Regions from separate parts of the Homo sapiens genome. Here region 2 is linked to region 1. A link is an interaction called in ENCODE POLR2A ChIA-PET data of the cell type or tissue named here. Cell type or tissue: Panc1. All regions are shown on one strand. Each heading gives the region's core, and the rest is flanking DNA. Links, peaks and the distances in the headings are about the cores only.

Region 1 (5,384 bases), core at 151-5,150:
GTGCAGGTTTTTGTGTGGACATAACTTTCAAATTAGCTGGTTAAATACCTATGAGAACAATTGCTGGATTGTATGGTAAAACTATGTTTAGCTTTGCAGGAAAGACCAAATGGTCTTTCAAAGTGGCTGTACCATTTTTGCATCCCCGTCAGCAATGAGTGAGAATTACCGTTGTTCCTCATTCTCAACAGCAATTGGTATTGTCAGTTTTCTTTGGATTTTAGGATTCTAATAGCTGTGTATTGGTATCTGATTGTACCAGATACCTATTGTACTGTCTACTTTGGTAGACCACACAGTTTCTCCCACTCTGACATTTTATGCTGCCTTCTCTTTGGGGACTTACATCCAGGCTTTTTGGCATCATTTATTTAATAATGTCTTCACCTTCTCCAGATTTCTTGGTGGAAGGAGACCTGGCTGCAACCTTTGATACAGCTTTAAGTGCACTGTGAATTGCTGATAAAGATGCTACAGCATTTATCTGTAATGAAATGGGGTCTCTGGAGCTAGGACTTCCTCACTCGCAGCTCTCTAACAGCACAGTGTTGAAGGCTTAAGTTTTGCTGGCAGTTGGCTGGCCTGAGCTATAATGCCCAAGAACTAAACTATTCCAGGAACTAAAATGTGGTACACTCAAAACAACTTCTGAGCCCTTTCCCATCCATTTCTGCCGGGAATTCAAAACTCTGTCCTGGCACAAACTGATGGTACAATTCAGGTTTTACCCGCCCACACATAGCTGGGCAAATTCCTGGCCGTTAGGTAACCTCTGGGGGCTCACCAGTTCCCTCATCATCCTTCTCTCTGACCAGCTGTTCATGTCCAGTTAGCAGTTCTGGGTGACTCATATGACTACAGTTCATCCCAGAAGCCCCAGCTGAACTCCATTTTTATTATAAAACACAGAAAAGCATACAAAAAGAAAGTACAGAATAGCACATTATTATAAGGGCACACCCTCATAACTACCATCCAGGTCAAGAAGTAGTACTTTGCTAGCCACCCCGGAAGCCCCTCCATGGCCAGTATCCTGATTTTTATAGCAACCATTGCCTTATTCTTCTCTACAGCTTTATCACCCAAGTGTGTATCCTTAGACATTCTAGTTGTGCCATGCTCATTAAAAAGTTTGATTTGTCTATTTTTTTTTTTTTTTGACAGGTTCTGGCTCTGTTGCCCAGGCTGGAGTGCAGTGGTGCGACTTTGGCTCACTGCAACCTCTGCCTCCCAGGCCCAAGCCATCCTCCCACTTCAACCTCCCAAGTTAAGTAGCTGGGACTACAGGTGCATATATATATAAATATATATATACATATATAAATATATATACATACATAAATATATATACACATATATACACTCATATATGTGTATATATACATATATACGTATATATGTGTATATATATATTTTTTTTGTGGAGATGGGGTTTTTCCATGTTGTCAAGGCTGGTCTCAAACTTCGGCCTTCCAAAGTGCTGGGATTACTGGCATGAACCGCCGTGCCTGGACTTGATTCATCTTTTAAATCTCTTTTAATCTACAGTTTTCTTCTATGACTTTTTTTTTTCTTTGAGATGGGGTCTCCCTCCGTTGCCCAGGCTGGAGTACAGTGGCTCAATCTCGGCTCACTGCAACCTCCACCTCCCTGGTTCAAGTGATTCTCCTGTCTCAGCCTCCCAAGTAGCTGGGGCTACAGGTTCATGCCACCACGCCTAGCTAATTTTTGTATTTTTAGTAGAGACAGGGTTTCACCATATTGGTCAGGCTGGTCTCGAACTCCTGACCTCAGGTGATCCACCAGCCTCAGCCTCCCAAAGTGCTGAGATTACAGGCGTGAGCCACCGCACCCTGGCCGTCTATGACCCTTTCTTTTCTTTATTCTCTACTTGTTGAAGAACAAGACAATTTGACCTATAGTTTCCTAAAATCTGCATTTTGCTGATGACACACTGATGGTGCATTTCAACATGTATTCTGCTCCCTGCCTTTCTTGCAAATTGTCATTTGGATCCAGAGGTTTGATTAGACTGAATTTCCATCTTTTTTGCAAGACTATAAGTGGTGCTGAGTTCTGAGACATGTAATGTCTGGTCGTGTCTCCTTTTGTGATTTTAGCAGCGGTTGATTCTCATTGCCTAGATCAATTAATTCATAGAGTGTTGCAAAATGATTATAATCTAATTCTATCATTTTATTTCATTTATTAGTTGGGATAATTGGATAATTTTATAAAGAGATGCTTCCCCGATCTATTATTTGGTTACCTAGTGGTGCAGTTTCTAAAGGAAAAGCAGGATATATGTTTTATTTTTTCCCTTTTTTATCCGTTTTCAGATGATGAATTGGTCCCCTGACATCTTTCAAGGTGGCCAGTTTTTAAATATCACCATGAATTTAAACATTTAAACATGTTTTATAGGTTTTAATTTGTTGCATTTTTATTGTGGCAAAATATATATAACAAAATTTAGCATTTGAACCATTTTTAAGTATACAGTTTTATGGCATTAAGTATCTACTGCATTTTAATACTTATTGAAGCTCTGTTTCACTTTTAAAAACCTGTTCTTTTTTTAAAAATCTTTAAATATTTCCTAGCCTAGAGCCTTTTGAATGAAATTAGGAGAACCTCATTCCCACAATTTGCTTTCCTCTTATGTCCTTACTTCCCAATCAGCACAAGGAAACATGAGCCGAAGTGAGAAGTGAAACACCCCACCTCACAGATGCTGTCTGCAGTGTCACAAGTTATGACTCACGTTTAGCCCAGAGATTGTTGCCAGAGTTAGCAGGAGGAAGACCGGCTTTCGAAGTGTGCCAGGGCTGAGGTTTTAAAATTAATACAGTTTAAACATTAATGATGTTTAAATCAGAGCCGGATTACTTCTGTTCTGCCCACAGGCTTTATTAAAATTCACCCCTGGATTTTCATGTATAAAAATATTTGAGTTTCAAATACTTTAACTTTTTTTTAAATTGGAAAATATGTGGATGGAGAGTTTTCCCTTTGAACTTTAACCCAGACTTTGGCAGCTGAGGAGACAGCTGCAGAAACCTTGCACAATACAGTTGAATGGACAAGTTGTCCTGACATTTATTCATTTCTCTCCTTTTGAGTTAGTTGGTTCCCTATTTTTATTTTCCCCCGTCTTCATTCTGGGCTTACCCGCTCAGTTGACAAATAGTTGGGAATCCAACCGACAAGTATACATGGAAGCATTACAAGTTTCTTTTCTAAAGTCTATGAGAAAAATTTTCATAAAGAAATCAAAGCCCACATATAAATAAATTTCGGCAAAGTAGAAACAATATCCACAAGAGTCAATATATGGCTGTTTTGGATATAAGGAAGTCCTGTATCGGGCTCCATTCCAGAGTGCTTTAAAAAGTAGGATACACCAGGGCCGGGCGCGGTGGCTCACGCCTGTAATCTCAGCACTCTGGGAGGCCGAGGTGGGTGAATCATGAGGTCGGGAGATCGAGACCATCCTGGCTAGCACGGTGAAACCCCATCTCTACTAAAAATACAAAAAGTTAGCTGGGCGCGGTGGTGGGCACCTGTAGTCCCAGCTACTCGGGAGGCTGAGGCAGGAGAATGGCGTGAACCCGGGAGGCAGAGCTTGCAGTGAGCCGAGATTGTGCCACTGTACTCCAGCCTGGGCGACAGAGCGAGACTCCGTCTCAAAAAAAAAAAAAAGTAGGATATACCCAAGTATCCCAGTGCTGGGACACCACTATCTTAACAAGTACTGAGGAGGTAGAGGAAAGCTTATTTAGAGTAACAATGACAGGAGATTGATGGCCATGTCAAATGAAATGGTATTTTCAAGCCTATCTACTGAAAATGAAAAGCAAATAAATAATAATTAATTTATTCATTGACAAATATTTCTTTCTTTCCTTTTTTTTTCTTTTTTGAGACAGAGTCTTGCTCTGTTGTCCATGCTGGAGTGCAGTGGCACAATCTTGGCTCACTGCAACCTCCACTTCCTGGTTTCAAGCAGTTCTCATGCCTCAGCCTCCTGAGTAGCTGGGGCTACAGGTGCCTGCCACCACACCTGGCTGATTTTTTGTATTTTTAGTAGAGATGGGGTTTCACCATGTTGGTCAGGTTGGTTTCGAACTCCTGGCCTCAAGTGATCCACCCTCCTCGGCCTCCCAAAGTGCTGGGATTACAGGCGTGAGTCACCACGCCCAGCCTCACTGACAAATATTTCTGAAGTGCCAGTTATATACTGAGCTCTGTGCCTGGTGCTGGGAACATGGCTATGAAAGGTCTTCACAGATCCAATGGTTGAGAAGGGGAAGCAGACCAGCATCAAGAACTGTGAAGGGTCTGAGATTTTATCCTACTTACAAGCTAATAAGATAACTTGTCACAGTTTCATGGATGTGGACAGAAAACATGAGACTCTTGGGTCAAAGGCGAAGGATTTCATTACTCATGACACAGCAAGCAGTATAAGCATGAGCACATTTACATCAGTTCCCTGTGTCCCCCAAGTCTGATGATGGTGATATGGATGTGCTCAGATGAAGGTCTGCACACACAGTGGATTGCATTAAAGGAGAAAAATACTAGAGTTAGGGAATCTAAATTTTTTATAATAGGTGGTGAGCATGCTTACCCTTTACTCTGGAGGGAGATGCCACCTCTATCTTCCAAGCTTGTTAGCCATACAAACATCCTTAAAAAGACAGTCTGGAACAAGCAAATGGCAGTCTAGATCAGTCAATAGACAAGCACTCCCAGATGTGGATGAGCCTAGCCAAGATGAGCAGGGTTGTTTAGCTGGCCTCCAGTTGACCCCAGACATGTAAGCAATAAACACTCTGTTTATCACTGAGATTTTGTGGTTGTTACATGACTTTATGATAGCAATAAACAACTGATACCATCACACATGGCTTCTTAATTCCAAAATCTAATTTCTCTTTTCTATTGTAACCAAAGATTTCTGAAATACAGATCTTATCAGATCACTTCACTGTCTAAAAGCCTTCGGCTATAGACTGCAACTCTAACAGGAAATCCAAAGTCCTTGGTGGTCTGGTTCCTATTTTCTTTTTATTTATTTAATTAATTAATATATTTAAGCTGACAAATAAAAATTGTATATACTTATGGTATACAACATGATGTTTGCCCATTATTATTATTATTATTTATTTTTCGAGACAGAGTCTTGCTCTGTCTCCCAGGATGGAGTGCAGTGGCGCCATCTCAGCTCATTGCAACCTCCACCTCCTGGGTTCACGCCATTCTCCTGCCTCAGCCTCCGGAGTAGCTGGGACTACAGGTGCCCGCCACCGCGCCCAGCTAATTTTTTGTATTTTTAGTAGAGCCGGGGTTTCACTGTGTTAACCAGGATGGTCTCG
Region 2 (5,384 bases), core at 312-5,311, 310 kb before region 1:
GAGACCATCCTGGCCAACATGGTAAAACCCCATCTCTACTAAAAATACAAAAATTAGCTGGGCATGGTGGCATGCGCCTGTAGTCCCAGCTACTCAGGAGGCTGAGGCAGGAGAATTGCTTGAAGCCAGGAGGCGGAGGTTGCAGTGAGCCAAGATTGTGCCACTGCACTCCAGCCTGGTGACAGAAAGACTTCGTCTCAAAAAAAAAAAATCTTTTTAAAGAAAAAATACAATATTTACAATGCATTATTTACAATAATTACCCTTCCTGTGCCCCCACTCCTTCTCAATGCAGGGTAGCTCTTTGAATCAAGAGGTGCAGGCCTTGAGCCTGGGCTGGCCTTGGGACTTGCTTTGACCGGTTGAATACTTCACATTGTGCCTGCTCCAGGCCTCAATGGCAAGAGACCTTGAGCATTTCTGCGATTTCTGTTCACTCTCCTGGAACCCCGCCGCCTCCCTATGAACAAACGTGGGCTAGCCTGCTGGGGATGCAGGACCAGGCAGACGAACGACGATCCGACCAGCTGAGGTCACTCCAGACCAGCCCATCCGCAGCCAGTCTGGCAGATGCAGGTGGGAGCCATGTGTATCAGCTGAGCTCAGCCCAGATTGCCAGCCGGCAGCAGCAAAAGCTAAATCAACAGTTGGTGTTTTGGCTTCATGCCTATAATCCCAGCACTTTGAGAGGCGGAGGCAGAAGGATCGCTTGAGCCCAGGAGTTCAAGACCAGCCTGGGTAACACAGTAAGACCCCATCTCTACAAAAAATCAAAAAATTAGCTGGCCATGTCTGTGGTCCTAGCTACTTGGAAGACCGAGGTGGGGGGACCGCTTGAGCCCAGGAGTTCAAGACCAACCTGGGCAACATAGGGAGACCCTGTCTCTACAAAAAAATTAAAAAATTAGCTGGGCGCGGTGGTGTGTGCCTGTAGTCCCAGCTACTCAGGAGGCTGAGGTGGGAGGATCGATTCAGCCCAGGAGGTCAAGGCTTCAGGGAGCTGTGATCGTGCCACTGCACTCCAGCCTGGGTGACAGAGCAAGACCCTGTCTCAACAACAACAACAACAAAATGTTGGTGTTTTAAGGCCCTAAGCTTTGTGGGGGTCGGTTTTGCAGCAAAAGCTACCCGACTCAGAGAGGGATGACGCAGGTGATAAGGATTTTGCTGGCGAAGAGCCTAACCCTCTTGAATTCTAGTTTCTCAATTGGAGAGCTCGAAGGAGACTGGTTGCTAATGGTTTGAGGGAAATTTTATTTTTTCGAGACGGTGTCTCGCTCTGTCACCCAGGCTGGAATGCAGTGACTCGATCTCCGCTCACTGCAACCTCTGCCTCCCGGGTTCAAGCAATTCTCCTGCCTCGGCCTCCCGAGTAGCTGGGATTACAGGCGTCCACCACCACGCCCGGCTAATTTTTTGTATTTTTAGTAGAGACGGGGTTCAAACTCCTGATCTCAAGTGTTCCGCCCACCTCGGCCTCCCAATCTGGCGGTGGCTCATGATTACCGGCGTGGGCCACCGCGTCCAGCCTGGGGGAAACTTTTAAAGATGGCAGTTACCAACAATGACACTGAAGAAGCTAGGACTTCTTGGAGGTCAAGGTTCCAGCCTTCCTGGTTCTTGGACATTAGAATCTAGTATGAAGGAGATGCGGTGAGTCAGAGTGTACAGAGCTGCGGACTTCCAGTCTGATGGTGGTGGGGATGGGGAACGGGGGCCAAGCTGGCCTTCCCAGCCTCGGACCTCCCAGATCCTGTGTGCCGCAGAAGCCAGCCTGCAGCAATGCCCCCCACCAGGCTGGGGCGCCCACTGTCCCCTGCCTTGTCATGCGTGCCAAGATGAATGCTAAATGTGGAGATTCTTCCTCAGTGCTGGATTTCGCGCCTTCTGGCATTCAATACTAGCCTAGTTTTTAATAAAGAAGAAACAACACTATTTTGGTGCTGTAAACCTATTTTTCACCATCTGGCGTACCCGTATGCCTCTTATATTTCTTCTTCTAGGTCAGCAAAAATCCCATCATGGGACCAGAGCCTCCCTACCAAGGAGGATGTTATCATAGATTTCAGGGGACGAGGTACCCCTCTTCAGGTTGCATCCACTTAACTTTGAGTAACAGACTTCTAAAAAACCTGTTTCTATAAATGTCAGTAAAACAAAATGAACGTTTAGCTCATGGAAATTAACATAAAAATGAAAGTTTGATTTTTTTTTCGCATAACAGATGATGACAATCTTAAAATACCCGACAGACGAAAGAGGAAGGAAAACCACCCCTTCTGTCTGAGAGAATTATGCGATAATGGCCCAAAGCGGTCCTCTGCAATTTTTTGGGGGGTGACACTAAAGGAACAGAAGGTACTGGGGGAACCAATGGGAAAAATAGTTTAATTAGTAAAGTTAACTTAATTAGCAAAAATAATTCTCTTTGGAGCAAGCTTTGAATAAATCTGTGATAATTTGGTGATTCTATGAATTTTCTGGAATATGTGTACATGTGTGCATTGGGGTGCATGCACATGTGCGATCATGCATGTGCACGTGTGTGCATGCATGCATGGGGGTGGACCCAGGTTTTGTGGTCCCTAAAGATTATACAATTTTGGGAAGCCCTTTAAAAAAAAGAACACAGGCCAGGCACAGTGGTTCACGCCTGTAATCTCAGCACTTTGGGAGGCCGAGGCAGGAGGATTGCTTGAGCCCAGGAGTTCAAGACCAGCCTGGGCAACATAGGAAGATTTCGTCTTTATTTAAAAGAAAAAAAAAATTTTAATAAAAATGTTTTAAAAACCACAAAATGTGAATGCAAAATTAGGTAGGAAAGGGATGCCTATTTAGAATTAGAAAGAAAACGCAATTCACAATGTTTTCAAAGCTGAGAAATACCTCAAATTTCATATAATTCAGAAAACTAACAAAGTTTTGTTAACTGCTTAACAAACCTCAATGGCCCTTTTTCCCCCTGTAATTTTTGACTGCATACTCTTTGATCACCTTTTCGTGTGGCCGCAACTTTATAATATTTTCTAGGGAGAGGATAGAAAGATAATTCAGTTTTTGGCTGGGCGTGGTGGCTCACGCCTGTAATCCCAGCACTTTGGGAGGCCGAGGCAGGTGGATCACCTGAGGTCAGGAGTTTGAGACCAGCCTAGCCAACATGGTGAAACCCCATCTCTACTAATAATACGAAAATTAGCCGGGCATAGGAGGTGGCGCATATCTGTAGTCCCAGCTACTCGGGAGGCTGAGGCAGGAGAATCGCTTGAATCCAGGAGGCGGAGGTTGCAGTGAGCTGAGACAGTGCCACTGCCCTCCAGCCTGGGTGACGGAGCCAGACTCCGTCTCAAAAAAAAAAAATAAATAAATAAATAAAGATAGTTAGATCGTTCAGTTTTTGTTCTAACATGGTTGATAGAAATTTGGTTTTCATTACTGATAGTTTAGAAAAATGTCAGCTTTACATTTTCATAATTAATAATTCTGTGCACATTTTTAGGATTGTTGTCAAATTTGGGAAAACCTCTATCAAGTTTCTTTCATATAAAAGCGGTAAGTTTTCAGGGTATATCAAGGTTTCATGTTCAGGAACTAACCTTAAATACTCTAAATTGGCAATACTCATGGACCAATTTGACCTCCAATTCTTGCTGTAGAGGTCTAGTCTATTATGAGATTTATGTTATCTTTATCAATGACAGTATTTTAGTCAAATCTGCACAAAATGTAAATGTTTTCCTGCTGTGTTCATGTATTTCACTTATTTTATTAAGTAGATTATTTAATAATCTAAGAGCCCATATATTACCTCTATTCAAAATTTATCTCTTCCTCTTTTGGTATGATCTGAAAAAATATTTTGGTACAATTTACTTCTCAGATGTCAGAATAGTTTCTATAGGTTATATATAGAAATATTTGAAAAATATTTTCATCATATAGTGAGTTTGCAATTATATTACTGCATTATTGAATATATATATATTTTTTTTTTTCTTTTTTTCTTCTTCTTCTTCTTTGAGACTGGGTCTCACTCACTCTGTCACCCAGGTTGGAGTGCAGTGGTGCAATCATGGCTCACTGCAGACTTGACTTCCTGGGCTCAAGTGATCCTCCCACCTCAGCCTCCCCAGTAGCCAGGACTACAGGTATGCGCCGCCACACCTGGCTGATTTTTTAATTTTTTTTTTTAGGGATAGGGTCTTCCTACATTGCCCAGGCTGGTCTCAAACTCCTAAGCTCAAGAGATCCTCCTGCCTCATCCTCCCAAAGTGCTGGGATTACACGCGTAAGCCACCACGCATAGCCTGATTATATTCTTAAGAGGAAAAACTTTCATTTTGATCTGCTTACAAGTTTTCATGTTTGATGGTTGGAAGAATTTTCCATGGATTAACGTCTGGCTCTGTACATTCCAAACCTTGCTGCTCCTCCACCAGCCCAGTCCCAGCTGCTATAGTGCATAGTATCATGAGGCCAGGTGGGCAGGTCAAATCATTCCTGGAAGTCATTCCTACCCCAGGATGGCCAATAATAACTATATGTGAAAACATATGTGAAAACTATATGTGAAAACTATATGTGAAAACATATGTGAAAACTATATGTGAAAACATATGTGAAAACTCTATGTGAAACGTATCCCATTTTAAAGGCCCCGAAGAGTCTTCTGCAAATGAGGGGCTCTGAGGGTTAAGCTTCATGAGTTCTGTGTATGTATGAGTGTGTGAGAGGGTTTTTTGTTTGTTTTTTGAGAGAGTCTCACTCTGTTGCCCAGGCTGGAGGGCAGTGGCATGATCTTGGCTCATTGCAGCCCCCGCCTCCTGGGCTCAAGGGATTCTTCTGCCTCAGGCTCCCAAGTACCTGGGATTACAGGCACTCGCCACCGCACCTGGCTAAGTTTGTATTTTTAATAGAGACCGGTTTTACCATGTTGGCTAGGCTGGTCTCAAACTCCTGGCTTCAAGTGATCCGCCCACCTCAGCCTCCCAAAGTGCTGGGATTACAGAAATGAGATTTTTTTTTTTTTTTTTTTTTTTTTTGAGACAGAGGTTCGCTCTTGTTGCCCAGGCTGGAGCGCAATGGCACGATCTCGGCTCGCCGCAACCTCTGCCTCCCGGGTTCAAGCGATTCTCCTGCCTCAGCCTCCGAGTAGCTGGGATTACAGGCATGCACCACCACGCCCGGCTAATTTTTGTATTTTTTAGTAGAGACGGGCTTTCTCCATGTTAATCAGGCTGGTCTCGAACTCCCGACCTCGGGTGATCTGCCCGCCTCGGCCTCCCAAAGTGCTGGGATTACAGGCATGAGCCACAGCGCTCAGCCGGATTGTTTTCTTTTTAAAAAAAGGGGGCAGGGCCAGGCACGGTCGTCACGCCTGTAATCCC

Evidence for each region. Peaks named below come from ENCODE experiments on the same cell type or tissue, not always from the same donor. Only the 100,000 strongest peaks of a DNase experiment are listed, where the experiment ranks them.
Region 2: POLR2A ChIA-PET joins it to region 1 with 5 read pairs; 2 of 35 experiments call an interaction of 5 or more read pairs at or near these places.

The regions. Positions count from the first base shown.
Region 1 is chrX:40,942,873-40,948,256 of GRCh38, reverse strand. No RefSeq gene overlaps it. Among named protein-coding and RNA genes, the nearest start is that of USP9X, 140 kb to the left of the region's middle. In Panc1, for the core only: no CTCF peak of the experiment used is centred there; a DNase peak (open chromatin) is centred at 2,826.
Region 2 is chrX:41,254,868-41,260,251 of GRCh38, reverse strand. No RefSeq gene overlaps it. Among named protein-coding and RNA genes, the nearest start is that of LINC02601, 18 kb to the left of the region's middle. In Panc1, for the core only: no CTCF peak of the experiment used is centred there; no DNase peak of the experiment used is centred there.